Linked DNA regions of Homo sapiens: region 1 is linked to region 2. Evidence: chromatin contacts called from ENCODE Hi-C data. All regions are on one chromosome and are shown on one strand. The core of a region is the stretch at or near the end of the contact, and the rest is flanking DNA. Distances in the headings are between cores, read along the strand shown. Region 1 overlaps CASC3 (CASC3 exon junction complex subunit). Region 2 holds the start of ZPBP2 (zona pellucida binding protein 2).

Region 1 (7,546 bases), core at 456-2,955, 300 kb after region 2:
TCCACCTCAGTTTAACCGGATGGAAGAAATGGTACAGAAGGGGAAAGGGGTAGATGGGGGAGGGAGCTGCCTGTTACACAGCTTGTTCATTGTTTAAACCAAGATAAGGTCTTTTTTTTTTTTCTTTTCTTTCTTTCTTTTTTTTTGAGACAGAGTCTCGCTCTGTTGCCCAGGCTAGAGTGCAGTGACGGGATCACGGCTCACTGCAAGCTCTGCCTCCTGGGTCCCAGTTCAAGCAATTCTGCCTCAGCCTCCCGAGTAGCTGGCATTACAGGCACGTGCCATCATGCCCAGCTAATTTTTGTATTTTTAGTAAAGACAGGGTTTCACCATGTTGGCCAGGCTGGTCCTGACTCCTGACCTCATGATCCACCCACCCTGGCCTCCCAAAGTATTGGGATTACAGGCATGAGCCACCACGCCCGGCCAAGATAAAGTCAGTTTTTCCATTGATTATGCATGTTTCTTTTAATTTGGATCTCCTAAATGTAAGGTAGAAGGTTTAGGTTCAAATCTTGATATCTTTTCATTATTTTTCAGCTCACTTTGCAAATATCCATTAAATACCTGCCATGTACCAAGTGTTTTTCAACACCTAAAGGAAGGTAGGACTTGATATGAGAGCCCTCTAGAATTCTTATTGTTTAGGCCTCTTTCTTTGTCTCAGGGTGTCCAGGGTGGTCGAGCCAAACGCTATTCATCCCAGCGGCAAAGACCTGTGCCAGAGCCCCCCGCCCCTCCAGTGCATATCAGTATCATGGAGGGACATTACTATGATCCACGTGAGTTTTTTCTTACTGTTGGGGTACTTTTCTTGGCAGGGTGAAGTGAAGTAAGATACCAGGCTCCTGGCTCCTGAATTTCTCTTCTGACCTCTTATAGTGGTTATCAAACATTGTCTGGTTGCTGTTTTCTTCGCATGGAATATTGAGAACATCTTTTAAAGGGCTTGGGGAACAAGGAGACTTGTCCATGTGAAGAGTAAGGGTTTATGAGAGTCCCAATGTGATATCTTACAGTGCAGTTCCAGGGACCAATCTATACCCATGGTGACAGCCCTGCCCCGCTGCCTCCACAGGGCATGCTTGTGCAGCCAGGAATGAACCTTCCCCACCCAGGTAAGCTTTGTGTCTCTGCTTATATGCTTCCAGTACCTGAGGATATATGTTGGGAGTGCCACAAAACCCATCCTCCTGAGCTTTGTGCTGCTAGCCTGGGAGTCTGGCCATCCTGGCTGCTTGGGCAACAAGTTCCTCTTGTGTCCATCCTGAGGACTTCCATTCTGAGCCTGATTATACTGAGCAGTCCAGCCGGGCCATCCTGTGAAAATGATGTTACTTTATTTTTCAGTTTTTTTCTTCTCCTTATCCAGGTTTACATCCCCACCAGACACCAGCTCCTCTGCCCAATCCAGGCCTCTATCCCCCACCAGTGTCCATGTCTCCAGGACAGCCACCACCTCAGCAGTTGCTTGCTCCTACTTACTTTTCTGCTCCAGGCGTCATGAACTTTGGTAATCCCAGTTACCCTTATGCTCCAGGGGCACTGCCTCCCCCACCACCGCCTCATCTGTATCCTAATACACAGGTGAGATGGCTAATGATCATGTTTTTCTAGATACACATTCTTTAATTCAGACAGGAATGTGGTATGGGGAGAATGCTAAAGGAATTTGAGAGAACATTTTCAGTGCCACTGATTTGTATGTGACACCAAGACGCCTCTTAGTGGTCAGGAGCTGGAAATGCAGCTTATGTAATGCCCATCATCTTTATTCTTTTCAGTTTTTTTCTCCGTTGCCCAGGCTTGGAGTGCAGTGGCGTGATCTCGGTTCACTGTAACCTCCACCTCTTGGGTTCAAGCGATTCTTCTGCCTCAGCCTCCCGAGTAGCTGGGATTACAGTGCCTGCCACCATGCCCGGCTAGTTTTTGTATTTCTAGTAGAGATGGCGTTTCACCATGTTGGCCAAGCTGGTCTCAAACTCCTGACCTCAACCGATCCACCTGCCTCGGCCTCCGAAAGTGCTGGGATTACAGGCATAAGCCACCGCACCCAGCGTTCAGTTTCTTTAATGGTGTTTCTTTCCTGTGTTGTGGTACATCATAGGTGGCAATACCTGGTTTTTACTCTATTGCATAAAGAAGCTGTATTCTACTCCTTATCACCCCTACCTCTGTCCTGCTTAACTTCCACCACGTTGACATAATCAAGTATCTGTAGTGTCGCTACTGAACTCAGCCTTTTCCATTTGTCAGCTGATGGTAGGAATTAGAGAAAGCTGGGCAGTACTTTGAAGAAATAAAAACCAGAGCATAATAATGAAGAATTAAGGCAAAAATGAATAGTCACTTTATTTTGAAGGGTGGGCAGATTAGATATTTTTAAAATTATAAATTCCCCAATTCTCTTATGGCTGAATAATATTTCCTGTTCATCATAGGTTGGATGAATTCATTCCTAACTTTTTCTTCTCCTGGCTTGTGGGGTCCCAGGCCCCATCACAGGTATATGGAGGAGTGACCTACTATAACCCCGCCCAGCAGCAGGTGCAGCCAAAGCCCTCCCCACCCCGGAGGACTCCCCAGCCAGTCACCATCAAGCCCCCTCCACCTGAGGTATGAGAGTTCCTTCCTATACTTAATGCACATGCTCCGTCAGTGGGCTTTCCTTCTCCCCAGAGGATTTCCCTCATTTTCTGGGTGTGTTTCTCTGGAAAACAGTCTTTTTGTTATGACCTGATAACAAATTCCAACTTTGTTATTTCAGGTTGTAAGCAGGGGTTCCAGTTAATACAAGTTTCTGAATATTTTAAATCTTAACATCATATAAAAGTAAGTGCACAACTTACTGTGAATATTGTTAAAACTAATGCTCACACTTGCTTAATAAACAAAAATCACTTAATTAATGCTTTTTTTTTTTTTTTTTTTTTTTTTTTTTTTGAGACGGCGTCTCAGTCTGTTATCCAGGCTGGAGTGCAGTGGTGCAATCTCGGCTCACTGCAACCTCCATCTCCTGAGTTCAAGCGATTCTCTTGCCTCAGCCTCCTAAGTAGCTAGGATTACAGGCACGCACCACCACACCTGGCTAATTTTTGTATTTTTAGTGGGAATGGGGTTTCACCATATTGGCCAGGCTGGTCTTGAACTCCTGACCTCAGGTGATCCACCTGCCTTGGCCTCCCAAAGTGTTGGGATTACAGGTGTGAGCCACCCCACCCAGCCTCTGATTAATGCTTTAAGTTATAATAATCATGGGATATCTCAGGAGGCTTAAAGGAGTCCTGAAATTTGCCAGTTTGTTTGTTTGGCAAGTGTATTGGGCAGGGTTGAAGTAGAAACGATTGTTAACATGACAGTTTTCAATTGGGAAGCTACAAGGAAAAAATACAGGAAGGCAGTCAAGGAAAAGGGAAATCTAAATTTGAGATGTTATAGCAGAAAAAACCAGTTCTAAAGATCATAGAGGAGAAGGACTGGGGGTTTTGTTGCTTTTGTTTAAGGACATTACTTAAAACACATTATTTAGAAGTGTGGCTTTTTGAAAACAGCTTGTGAATGCCCAGAAGGCCCACTAACACTTTGGTGGTTCTTCCCTTTTTCCAACCCCTGTCAGAGCAGCAGAGGTGAGAACTCAGAAGAGAAATACAGCTGGCTATCTACTACCAGAAGGGCTTCAAAGATATAGGGTGTGGCTCCTACCAGCAAACAGCTGAAAGAGGAGGACCCCTGCCTTCCTCTGAGGACAGGCTCTAGAGAGAGGGAGAAACAAGTGGACCTCGTCCCATCTTCACTCTTCACTTGAGTTGGCTGTGTTCGGGGGAGCAGAGAGAGCCAGACAGCCCCAAGCTTCTGAGTCTAGATACAGAAGCCCATGTCTTCTGCTGTTCTTCACTTCTGGGAAATTGAAGTGTCTTCTGTTCCCAAGGAAGCTCCTTCCTGTTTGTTTTGTTTTCTAAGATGTTCATTTTTAAAGCCTGGCTTCTTATCCTTAATATTATTTTAATTTTTTCTCTTTGTTTCTGTTTCTTGCTCTCTCTCCCTGCCTTTAAATGAAACAAGTCTAGTCTTCTGGTTTTCTAGCCCCTCTGGATTCCCTTTTGACTCTTCCGTGCATCCCAGATAATGGAGAATGTATCAGCCAGCCTTCCCCACCAAGTCTAAAAAGACCTGGCCTTTCACTTTTAGTTGGCATTTGTTATCCTCTTGTATACTTGTATTCCCTTAACTCTAACCCTGTGGAAGCATGGCTGTCTGCACAGAGGGTCCCATTGTGCAGAAAAGCTCAGAGTAGGTGGGTAGGAGCCCTTCTCTTTGACTTAGGTTTTTAGGAGTCTGAGCATCCATCAATACCTGTACTATGATGGGCTTCTGTTCTCTGCTGAGGGCCAATACCCTACTGTGGGGAGAGATGGCACACCAGATGCTTTTGTGAGAAAGGGATGGTGGAGTGAGAGCCTTTGCCTTTAGGGGTGTGTATTCACATAGTCCTCAGGGCTCAGTCTTTTGAGGTAAGTGGAATTAGAGGGCCTTGCTTCTCTTCTTTCCATTCTTCTTGCTACACCCCTTTTCCAGTTGCTGTGGACCAATGCATCTCTTTAAAGGCAAATATTATCCAGCAAGCAGTCTACCCTGTCCTTTGCAATTGCTCTTCTCCACGTCTTTCCTGCTACAAGTGTTTTAGATGTTACTACCTTATTTTCCCCGAATTCTATTTTTGTCCTTGCAGACAGAATATAAAAACTCCTGGGCTTAAGGCCTAAGGAAGCCAGTCACCTTCTGGGCAAGGGCTCCTATCTTTCCTCCCTATCCATGGCACTAAACCACTTCTCTGCTGCCTCTGTGGAAGAGATTCCTATTACTGCAGTACATACGTCTGCCAGGGGTAACCTGGCCACTGTCCCTGTCCTTCTACAGAACCTGAGGGCAAAGATGGTGGCTGTGTCTCTCCCCGGTAATGTCACTGTTTTTATTCCTTCCATCTAGCAGCTGGCCTAATCACTCTGAGTCACAGGTGTGGGATGGAGAGTGGGGAGAGGCACTTAATCTGTAACCCCCAAGGAGGAAATAACTAAGAGATTCTTCTAGGGGTAGCTGGTGGTTGTGCCTTTTGTAGGCTGTTCCCTTTGCCTTAAACCTGAAGATGTCTCCTCAAGCCTGTGGGCAGCATGCCCAGATTCCCAGACCTTAAGACACTGTGAGAGTTGTCTCTGTTGGTCCACTGTGTTTAGTTGCAAGGATTTTTCCATGTGTGGTGGTGTTTTTTGTTACTGTTTTAAAGGGTGCCCATTTGTGATCAGCATTGTGACTTGGAGATAATAAAATTTAGACTATAAACTTGGCTCCCTTGCCAGTGTTTTGCATGAGTCTTGATTTGGGAGGGAGGGAAGAGGACTCCCTAATTCCCCCACAGGGTCACGGTCACAACTCAGGTCAGCCCAAGTTGTGAAACAGAAGCCCAGAGAGATGAGGAGCCCCTATGAGGCCATAAATGTGTCTGCACTCCCCATCAGTTATCTTTTTTAACCACATAGATCACCAGGATGTCATGCCATCCCTTAGATTGGAAGTGTCAGGGACAGAAAAGTAGTGAGATGCTGGTTATTCACATGAGCATCTAGTATCCTTTATGGCTTCCTTTGTGTTTGGCAAGTAAGTTTCCCAAGGTAATATGCCATCAGATGTCAATATAACTATACCAAGTCCTGGGTTGGGGGGAAGTACAGGTAGCTAGCTTTCTTGAAAAGTGAAGATGCTGCTGGCCACCGTGGCTCACGCCTGTAATCCCAGCACTTAGGGAGGCCGAGGTGGGCAGATCTCGATCAGGGAGATCGAGACCATCCTGGCTAAACAGGGTGAAACACTGCCTCTACTAAAAATACAAAAATAGCTGGGAGTGGTGGCGGGTGCCTGTAGTCCCAGCTACTTGGGAGGCTGAGGCAGGAGAATGATGGGAACCCGGGAGGTGGAGCTTGCAGTGAGCCGAGATTGCGCCACTGCATTCCAGCCTGGGCGACAGAGTGAGACTCCGTCTCAAAAAAAAAAAAAAAAAAAAGGAAAAGTAAAGATGCTGACACTAAAGTATTCAGGACCACACAGTCTTAGAGAGACTATCAGCTCAGGTAAGGGGAAGGGAATTTGTGTGTGTGTGTGTGTGTGTGTGTGTGTGTATTTTTAGTAGAAATTTTTGTATTTTTTGTACAACAAATTTTGTATTTTTAGTAGCAATGGGGTTTCACCATGTTGGCCAGGCTGGTCTTGAACTCCTGACCTTAGGTGACCCACCTGCCTTGGCCTCCCAAGGCCAAGTCTGAGTCTGTGTTCTTAATGTCCTTGCCAGTGGCTCTCCACCCTACCAGATCCAAAGTCACTTTTTTTTTTTTTTCTGAGACGGTCTTGCCCGTCACCCAGGCTGGAATGCAGTAGCACAATCATAGGTTGCTGTAACTTGGAACTCCAAGGTTCAAGCAATCTTGCCACAGCTTCCCAAATAGCTGTGACTACAGGCCCACACCACCATGCCCAGCTAATTTTTGTGGTTTGTTTTTAGTAGAGACGAGGTCTCAGTGTGTTACCCAGGCTAGTCTGGAACGCCTTGGTTCAAATGATCCTCCTGTCTTAGCCTCCTAGAGTGCTGGGATTACATGTGCAAGCCACTACACCCAGCCCCAATGTTCCTTTCTTATAACAAATATTTTGCAACACTAATATCCCAAAGTGAAATGGACAGATAACATAACCTGCCTGGACACATGATTTCAAAAAACAAATCAACTGTGGGTCATAATTCAGTTTACCTAGTCCACTTGGCCTTTGATGCTTAGAGGGCAGTTCCTACCTTTGAAGTGACTTTTTCCTCTAGGTCCTGGGTGGGATGGAAGTTTACTACAGAAGCTATCTCTGGTATGGGAGAGCAACTTTCATATGGAGCTGGCAGCATTTGTTGGGTTTCACAAATCCATACACGGGAGGCATAGATATCATAGTACATCTTTTTTTTTTTTTTTTTTTTTTTTTTGGTCTTGCTCTATTGCCCAGGCTGGAGTGCAATGGCACAATCGTGGCTCACTGCAGCTTTGACCACCTGGGCTCAATCAATCCACCCACCTCAGCCTCTCAAGTAGCTGAAACCACAAGCATGCACCACCACACCTAGCTAATTTATTTTTGTAGAGATAGGGTCATTGAATTCCTGGGCTCAAGTGATCCCGCTGTCTGGGCTTCCCAAAGTGCTGGGATTACAGGCTTGAGCTGCTGTGCCCAACTATTGTACATCTTATAAAGACAGATGGGACTTCCCCCATATCTTGGTGCTGGTGCCACAGCCAGAGGACTGTGACTTTTCTGAGCCCCGTCCCTAATTCCTTTTTTTTTTTTAGACTGAGTCTCACTCTGTCGCCCAGGCTGGAGTGCAGTGGCACGATCTCGGCTCACCACAACCTCCACCTCCCGGGTTTAAGCGATTCTCCTGCCTCAGCCTCCCAAGTAGCTGGGGTTTACAGGCGCCCGCCACCATGCCCCACTACTTTTTTTCTGTATTTTTAGT
Region 2 (7,376 bases), core at 4,877-7,376:
CAGTCTTTGGGTAGAAAATATTTAAGGTCACAGATTGTGAGAAAATTAAAAAGTTATAGCTTCTGATTTTAGTATATTCATTAAATCTTCATTTCTACAAGATTTCTATTTCAAAAGCTTATTCATCTGACATCTTCATACATAGAAAGTCTCAATAAATTAATTAAAAGATAAATGAATTTGTTAAATGACTTTATATGCTGAAGGAATGATATACAGTATTGCATTGTACAATAAACTGTTATGAATCAATGTGACCCCCAAATTGGGCAGAAAATAAAGGTATTCCATGAAGTATTCTACTTTCTTACATTGCCAAGAGAGGTATACACTATAGACCAAATCTCTAATCTAGACTGAGATCAAAACCACAAGATGATATAAAAATTTTTTAAATATCAAAAACATGGGCCAGATTAGTCTATTTTGGGTAGCTATAATGAACCAGATATTTTACCACATCAAATACTCTATACGCAAGGACCTGACATTAAAATAGCCAAATTCATATAATTAACCTCTTTTTAAAATTTAAATGTTAAAGTTTTTTCATTAAGCATAATCTATACTATCTATCTCCATGGACCTATAGATTTAATCTAATCATGTAAACACAACTTTAAAAAGTTATTGATCTACATTCTCTTTCCATTTATAGTCTACACACTCTAAATTAAATTCTACACAAGTTTTCATTCTTTTCTTCTTAAGGGAGTCTTCAGGCTTATTAAACATCTGTGTTAGTACACCAATAACCTAAGATATGCTATTTAGTTTCTTTATTGCACATTAAATAAATGAATTTGGAAGTATTAACATTTATAGAGAAATACTCCAGTTTCTATGGATTTACATGATTCTGTACATTATCCTTGATACGTGGTATGGTTACGGCTAGGAAAAATAGTGTTGGAGTACTGATTTATAATTTCATAAAAACAAATTAATCATTTGTAATAATTAAAGCATATGAGCTTTTCAAAAATTATTTTTCCCATAGTATACAACAGCCCAACTTTTTTTCCTTGTTATTGGCCAATAAAACCTTTGTTAAAAATTACACTTCAATAAACCATTATTTAAATGTTAAAAATGCAAAATTTTTAAAGTTTTCAAGCCCTAATTAAAAAAATTAAAAGCATAAAGTTTTTGATATTTTAACAACTTTATATACTCTAGAAATAAAGCTGCCAAAGATCAGTTCATTGTTAATTAGAGATTCTTCCATTATTATGAAGAAAATACCCACGATCTTCATATTTATCAAAGTAACATTTTAGTTAGGTGTCAATATCTCATTTTTAATAGAATGAAATTCTGAATTTCTTAATCCCACCATCCCCCCCCGAGTTGAGATGCATTTGCCATTTTCAAGGTTTTAGAAACACTTGTTGAAAAGACCATTGAAGAGTTTACAGTAGCAGTGTGAAATTTTAGGTATCCCAAGGAAGTACAGAATGAAAAATGTTTGAGAAGCAAGGATAGTGTTACGACTTTCAAAATTAATTCATATGAAACTCCTAATGTGAACCTGATTTTTTGCGCTGGGTAAAGAAGACTCATTAGAAGATCGAGTTCCAAGGGAACTGCAAATGCCAACCGCTTTAAAATGTACCTTTCCCATATGACACCATTTACCCTTGGAAGAAAACAAGTTACTCAGATTAGTCTAATTCCAATAAACACTGAGGCCATGAAGGAAAAAATATCCAAAAGGGTTGATTATTCCACCCCAGATTTGCAGCCATTTCAGGGACACCCCTTAAGTGCTCTTCCTCTGCAGATGTAGGGTAGACCCCCCATGTCTGACAACTCTTTAGAAATAAAATTGCGAAGAAGTTATCACTTTCCAAAGGGCGGGGGAAGGACAAGTGAGAGACGTTAAGAGAACCGACGCGCTTTGTCCTCTGAAATACCTCATATTTACTTTTGACAAAAGAAGTAAATAGAAGCAAAACTGAGATTCAGAAGAAACTCTTTCTACTGCTTGCACAGGTTAAGTTTCTCAAAGACCCCGGAGAAAAGAAGCGGGCTGGAGGCTCACCTTCCATGTCGCTGCCGGGCCGGGCTGGAGCTGCCGCTGTGGCTACTCGGCCTCTCCACGTGCTCCTGCCGTCGCCTGGACTCAGCGCGCAGCTGGCGGGAGATTCCCGGCGCGGGGAGTCCCCGGGATCCGGCAGCCGCGTCGGCGCAGACTGAAAAGGGCAGGAGCCGGCGACCTGCCGGTGCGCGGGGTTACAGCGGCGCTGGCTGGCGGCGGCTTTAAAGGACGCTGGCCGCGGAGTGCCGCGGGTTCCGCGCCTCCAGCCCCCTTTCGAATGTCAAACCCAAGGAACCCCGACAGGATGGAAATGTCGCATCACTAAATTGTCTCAAAATGTCTATTTTAGAAGGATAATGGATGAGAAAAGTGACATCACACGGAGGGTCGGGGGTCAGCCTTGCTTTCTTGGCAAGCTGAAGTTCAAAGACGTTTATCTTAAATTGAGGAAGATCTGGAACTTTTTGTCTAGATTCAGTGATAACAGCCGTGGAAAGTATCAATGAGAACCCCCTTCTTTCAAAGTATTTTTTTTTCCTTCCTCACTTTTTCATTTCACATGGTAAAAGTTTTTGGTCCAAGTTTTCAGACAGTTGGAAAGGATTTTGGCACTTCTATCAATTCAACTTTTTAATTTTTGGAAGCATTTATCTCACTTTTGTTTTCCCTCTGGGAACTGCTTGATTTATTTGCCACCACTCACGCAATACTACCCACTCTATATAAATAGAGGGAGTGTTTTATAGAGTGTGTTTATTTTCTCCCAGCCTGCCTTCTTCTAAATACACACCTTACAAAAATACATATATGATGTACCAGAAAATTAAGCAAAGAAAGTAGAGCTAAGGGTGGAAGGTGGGGGCAGTAAGATTGTAAAATTAACTTAAAGATGTTAGTATACAGATATGTATCAGTCAACATCTTCTCCCAACACCCTCCCTACTGTCCAGAGGTAAAGCACACATTTGACTGCAGAGAGAGGAAAGGGGAAGTGACCACAAAACTGTTTTTCAAAGCAGAACTTTTCTTCACATTGAGGTCTAAGGGACATTGTTCAGGTGAGCCCTTCTAAAGATATCCAGCGTGTGGGACAATATACGAATGAGTCTCAAAAGGCCACTGTCACCGCTATTAGAAAATTATATTAGTGCATACAAATATATTTGAGACTTAAGGCTGAGGGTTTGTGCATCAGCTGTCCATATCAGAAGAAACCCACACTTACAAGTTAAAGTATACATGCTGTAATTTTATGAATTGTAGCTTTAAACAATAGTATGTCGTTGGTATAGGCAGTCTATGTGATGTGTGTATATATATTCAAGTGGGTGAAAAACTACACTGGCTTTAAGCACCACAGTAGCATCTCTATAACTGTATGAGTTGGGAGTTCTGCAGGATGTCAATTTTGGAGAAATACTCTAAACACTAGGTCTAATTTTAGTACTGAAAGGGGAAATTTGTTGTTTGTTAGTTTCTAAAAGCAAAAATAGCACATCAAAAGTAGCAGAAGAGGAACTGTAAAATTTCACAGGGATGGTATGAGGATGAAAAGTTATTTGGTTATGAAAAAGTTGTAGGCCAGGCGCAGTGGCTCACGCCTGTAATCCCAGCACTTTGGGAGGCCAAGGCAGGTGGATCACGAGGTCAGGAGTTCGAGACCAGCCTGGCCAACATGGCAAAATACTGTCTCTACTAAAAATACAAAAATTAGCTGGGCGTGGTGGCGCATGCCTCTAATCCTAGCTACTCAGGAGGCTGAGGCAGGAGAATCGCTTGAACCCAGCAGGCAGAGGTTGCAGTGAGCCGAGATCTTGCCACTGAACTCCAGCCTGGGCAACAGAGTGAGACTTCGTCTCAAAAAAAAAAAAAAAAAGTTGTAAGGAAACTTTATGATTTTCCATTACAATGTTCTTCTGTATATTTGACAGTGGAACGTGTTAGTACTCTGTAAATAGTTCAATACTGAGTATTTCGGACTCCCGAGAGTGATACCTAAGGGGATTAAAAGTGAATTGGTAAAATAACTTATGTAGCTACTCCACCTTCAAGGAGATGCAGCATAAATCCCCACTCTTTAAGTGTGGGTGCACAAAGTGACTTCCTTCCGAAGAGTATAGTATGAAAGCAGGGGAATAAGTTGACAGTGGAGAAACCTGACAAACAGTACCTCAGCCAGCAGACCAAGGTTAACATCAAGTGATAAGGCATGTTGATAGTATGTCCCCTTGATATGATGTGATGAGAATGTCATTTTATCTCTGTAATCTTCCTCCTAAGAATCCATAATTCTAGTCTAATATGGAGAAAGACACCAAATTCCAGTAGAGAGGCATTCTACAAAATACCTCACCAATTAAAGCCAGGTCAAGACCTTCAAACACAAGAAAAGTCTGACACAGCCAAGGGGAATCTAAGGAGATACGATGACTATAGGTAATGTGGGATCCCGCATGAGATCCTGGAGCAAAAAAACAAACGAGGTAGGGAGGACATTGAGTAAAAAACTAAGGAAATCTGAATAAAGTTTGGACTTCAGTTAATAGTAATATATCAATATCCGTTCATTAATTGTAAGAAATGTACCATACCAATGTAAGATGTCAATAATAGGGAAAATCGGGAGGGAGTATGTAAAAACTCTCTGTACTGTTTTTGCAAATTTTCTGCAAATCTAAAACTCTTCTAAAATAAAAAGTTTATATAAAAAGAGTGGATGGGTACTTTTGACAACTATTACTCATTTGGTTAAGTCTCCTCTCATAGGATTTAGTTTATCACACAGGATTTACAACTATCAATTACTTACAGTAACCAAAAAGTCAATAAAACACACTGTGGATATATAATGTACTTTGACTAAAACTGGAATGAAGAACTTGTAGGGAATCAAAGATAATGCCTAAATCTGTCTTCATTATCATCACCTTAAGAAGAGAACAGTTGAGACCAGACCATGTATCCAGACATGGTAACTGAAAATGGGTGGATCTGACTCACTGAGTCACATTTCATGGCTTATGCTATATAGGTAAAATTAACAGTGACTAAAAATGAAATTACTGACAAAGTTTGCTCCTGGACCATATGAGAGAGTCCAAGTACTGACTCGGCTCAAAGGAAATAAAACCGAAAACTCTTGATCTCACCCAAAATAACCATTCTGCACCCTGTCTGAACCTTGGGCTCTCTCTACTAACCAGCCTACTCAAAACCACTACTGAGAGTGGTGTCCCGCTGCTAAGAAACAGACAACACACAGGGCCTTTCGGGCCACCAAACTAGTAGCCAAGAAGGAACCATCAAAGACGCGGGCATGATCCCCTTTGGAGCTCCCCGATCTTGACTAGTCATCCATCCCTACAGAAAAGGCCAATCGGGCTCCATCCCTACAGAAAAGGCCAATGGGCCTTACAATTGGGCCCATTTTTAAAGCAAGGTCACTTCATCAACCTAGATACGTTTGCACTGGGGGAGGTCTCTCACATCGCCTCATACTTGAAGTGAAAATGAAGATTCAACGTTCCTCTAGAGTGGGAAGGCCCGGAAGCGCCTTCTTGGCTCAGTAGTGGCTCTTCTGGGTCTTGGTCTTGCTGGTAAAGAATGCAATTAGGTAAAAATCGCGTGTCAGTTTGAAAGAGATTCGACACCCAGTTTCAGCGTTCATGAGAAGAGAGGCGTAGGAAATCCCCACGCGGGCCTTTCTGCTTCACGTGAGGAGGAAATTGTCACAAGTCTCTGCCTTCCTCAGGTCCCCTTCCTAGGGGATTCCTCATCGCATCCCCTAGCCGCCCTACCCCACCACGGTCCTTGGGACCTCGCGGTGTTCTCTCCTTGATCCCTTCGGCCCCTAGACTGGGGAATCCCCGGAACGCGACACCGTGGCTTCTTTTCCTTTATTCTCTTCCTGCCTTCCGCTCCGCTCAGAGAGCAAGGGGCCAGGAGCGCGGGAAAATGGCGCCGGACGCGAGGCGCGAAAAGTTCGCATGCCTGCTGCCGCGTGGGCGCCAGAGGATCTGGCGATCGCCTGCAGCGCCGTCGCCCCGCCCCCGCGCGCGAGAATCGAAGCACGCACGCGTTCTCCTGCGCGTCCGCTCCCGCCGTTGCGACGGACGGGTAGGGGAGGCGACCCCGGCGTTCTGCTCCGCACTGTGGAGGAGGTGGGGAGGTGTTGGGCCAGGGCTGAGGTAGGAGGGAGTCTGTCCCTCGACGCCTCCTGCGACGCCAGCCCCTGAGCGATGATGCGAACGTGCGTCCTACTCTCCGCGGTGCTCTGGTGCCTCACAGGAGGTGGGGCTCCCTCCACCCGGTCCCCAGGCCTCTCCCTCTGCCCGAGCTTCCCGGTCCTGCCTCCTTCGCCTCGCCCTGCCCTGCCCGACTCTGAACCCTGCTCCTCTTCTAACTAAAAGTCAGTGTTTTATTTCCTCCGCAGTCCAATGCCCGCGTTTTACCTTATTCAATAAGAAGGGCTTCATTTATGGCAAGACAGGACAGCCAGGTAATAAGGGCCTCTGCACACGCGGGCCCATTGGAGGGGCCGGAACTGCGAAGCTCTTCCCGGAAGAGCTTCCTGGAGAGAAGGGGAACGAGCCAGCGTTTATTGAGCATCTATTATACTAAGCATCTGCTTGGCAGTTCACGACGGTCGCATTTTTTCATCCTTACAGCGATCCCTATTGTGTCGCCTTGCTTTAAAGCCTTACAGCTCACAAAGGGCTGGGATTTATTCCAGATCTCTCTCTCAGATGCCATCTCACTTCCAGGTGTCTCTGCTGCTTTGCAACGCGGGAAACCCACGCAAAGGAGTGATTTCCAAGGCCTTCTGTTTGGAATATCTTTAATCCTCCCCTTATTAACTGGAAAAACTCCCACGCATCCTTCAGGGCTCAGCTCAAATGTCCTTTATCTCTGCAGTGAAACTTTCCCAAGGAAAATTAGTTACACAGCTAATTTTAGATAAATTGAGCCAGTTGATAGAATTTGTCATGTTTAGACTCCTTCTGTGTTTGAGTTCTCTCCCCGACCCCCAACCAAATTGTAGGACGTTGTCTTTATGAGCCTGGCATTCAGTAGGCTTTAAAATTAATATCTTTCTGGGTTGCAGTGATTCCAAGCATACCATCGTTCTGTCCACCAAACCAGAAACAAGAAGTAATCACACATCTTCCTAATATGCCCAGATAGGCTTAATTATTGTTCCCAATGGAGAAAATTTACAGTTAAACATCAGGTTTCCCTTAGGGTGATCATGATCATCTATCTTTCTTTCTTTCTTTCCTTCCTTCCTTCTTTTTTTTTTTTTTTTTTTTTGACAGTCTCACTCTGTCACCCAGGC

What was found. Hi-C counts contacts between places; a loop is a spot of excess contacts on that map. Pooled maps may share reads with other maps.
Region 1: a map of naive thymus-derived CD4-positive, alpha-beta T cell shows a loop between it and region 2 (2.9-fold over the local background). The contact joins the enhancer-like site here to the promoter of ZPBP2 in region 2. A Hi-C loop is called at or near these places in 1 of 168 maps with a recorded cell type or tissue (naive thymus-derived CD4-positive, alpha-beta T cell), 4 of 37 single-sample maps with no recorded cell type and 8 of 50 pooled maps.

Annotation. Positions count from the first base shown.
Region 1 is chr17:40,166,831-40,174,376 of GRCh38, forward strand. It overlaps CASC3 (CASC3 exon junction complex subunit), which reads left to right. Exons shown (of 14, transcript NM_007359.5): 8 at 1-31; 9 at 668-782; 10 at 1,020-1,118; 11 at 1,373-1,587; 12 at 2,494-2,616; 13 at 2,768-2,832; 14 at 3,617-5,341. The coding sequence ends at 2,791. Among named protein-coding and RNA genes, the nearest start is that of RAPGEFL1, 6.9 kb to the right of the region's middle. RefSeq lists an enhancer at 1,234-1,793. Within about 2 kb of position 1,706, at least 10 of the 41 ENCODE cell types and tissues checked have a DNase peak (open chromatin) inside an H3K27ac peak, as active enhancers do.
Region 2 is chr17:39,862,076-39,869,451 of GRCh38, forward strand. It overlaps ZPBP2 (zona pellucida binding protein 2), which reads left to right and starts at 6,127. Exons shown (of 8, transcript NM_199321.3): 1 at 6,127-6,331; 2 at 6,474-6,539. The coding sequence starts at 6,280. IKZF3 (IKAROS family zinc finger 3) reads right to left here and starts at 2,237. Exons shown (of 8, transcript NM_012481.5): 1 at 2,045-2,237. The coding sequence starts at 2,051. RefSeq lists enhancers at 1,859-1,978, 1,989-2,078, 2,806-2,875, 4,947-5,166, 5,407-5,486 and 1 more and a silencer at 5,181-5,396.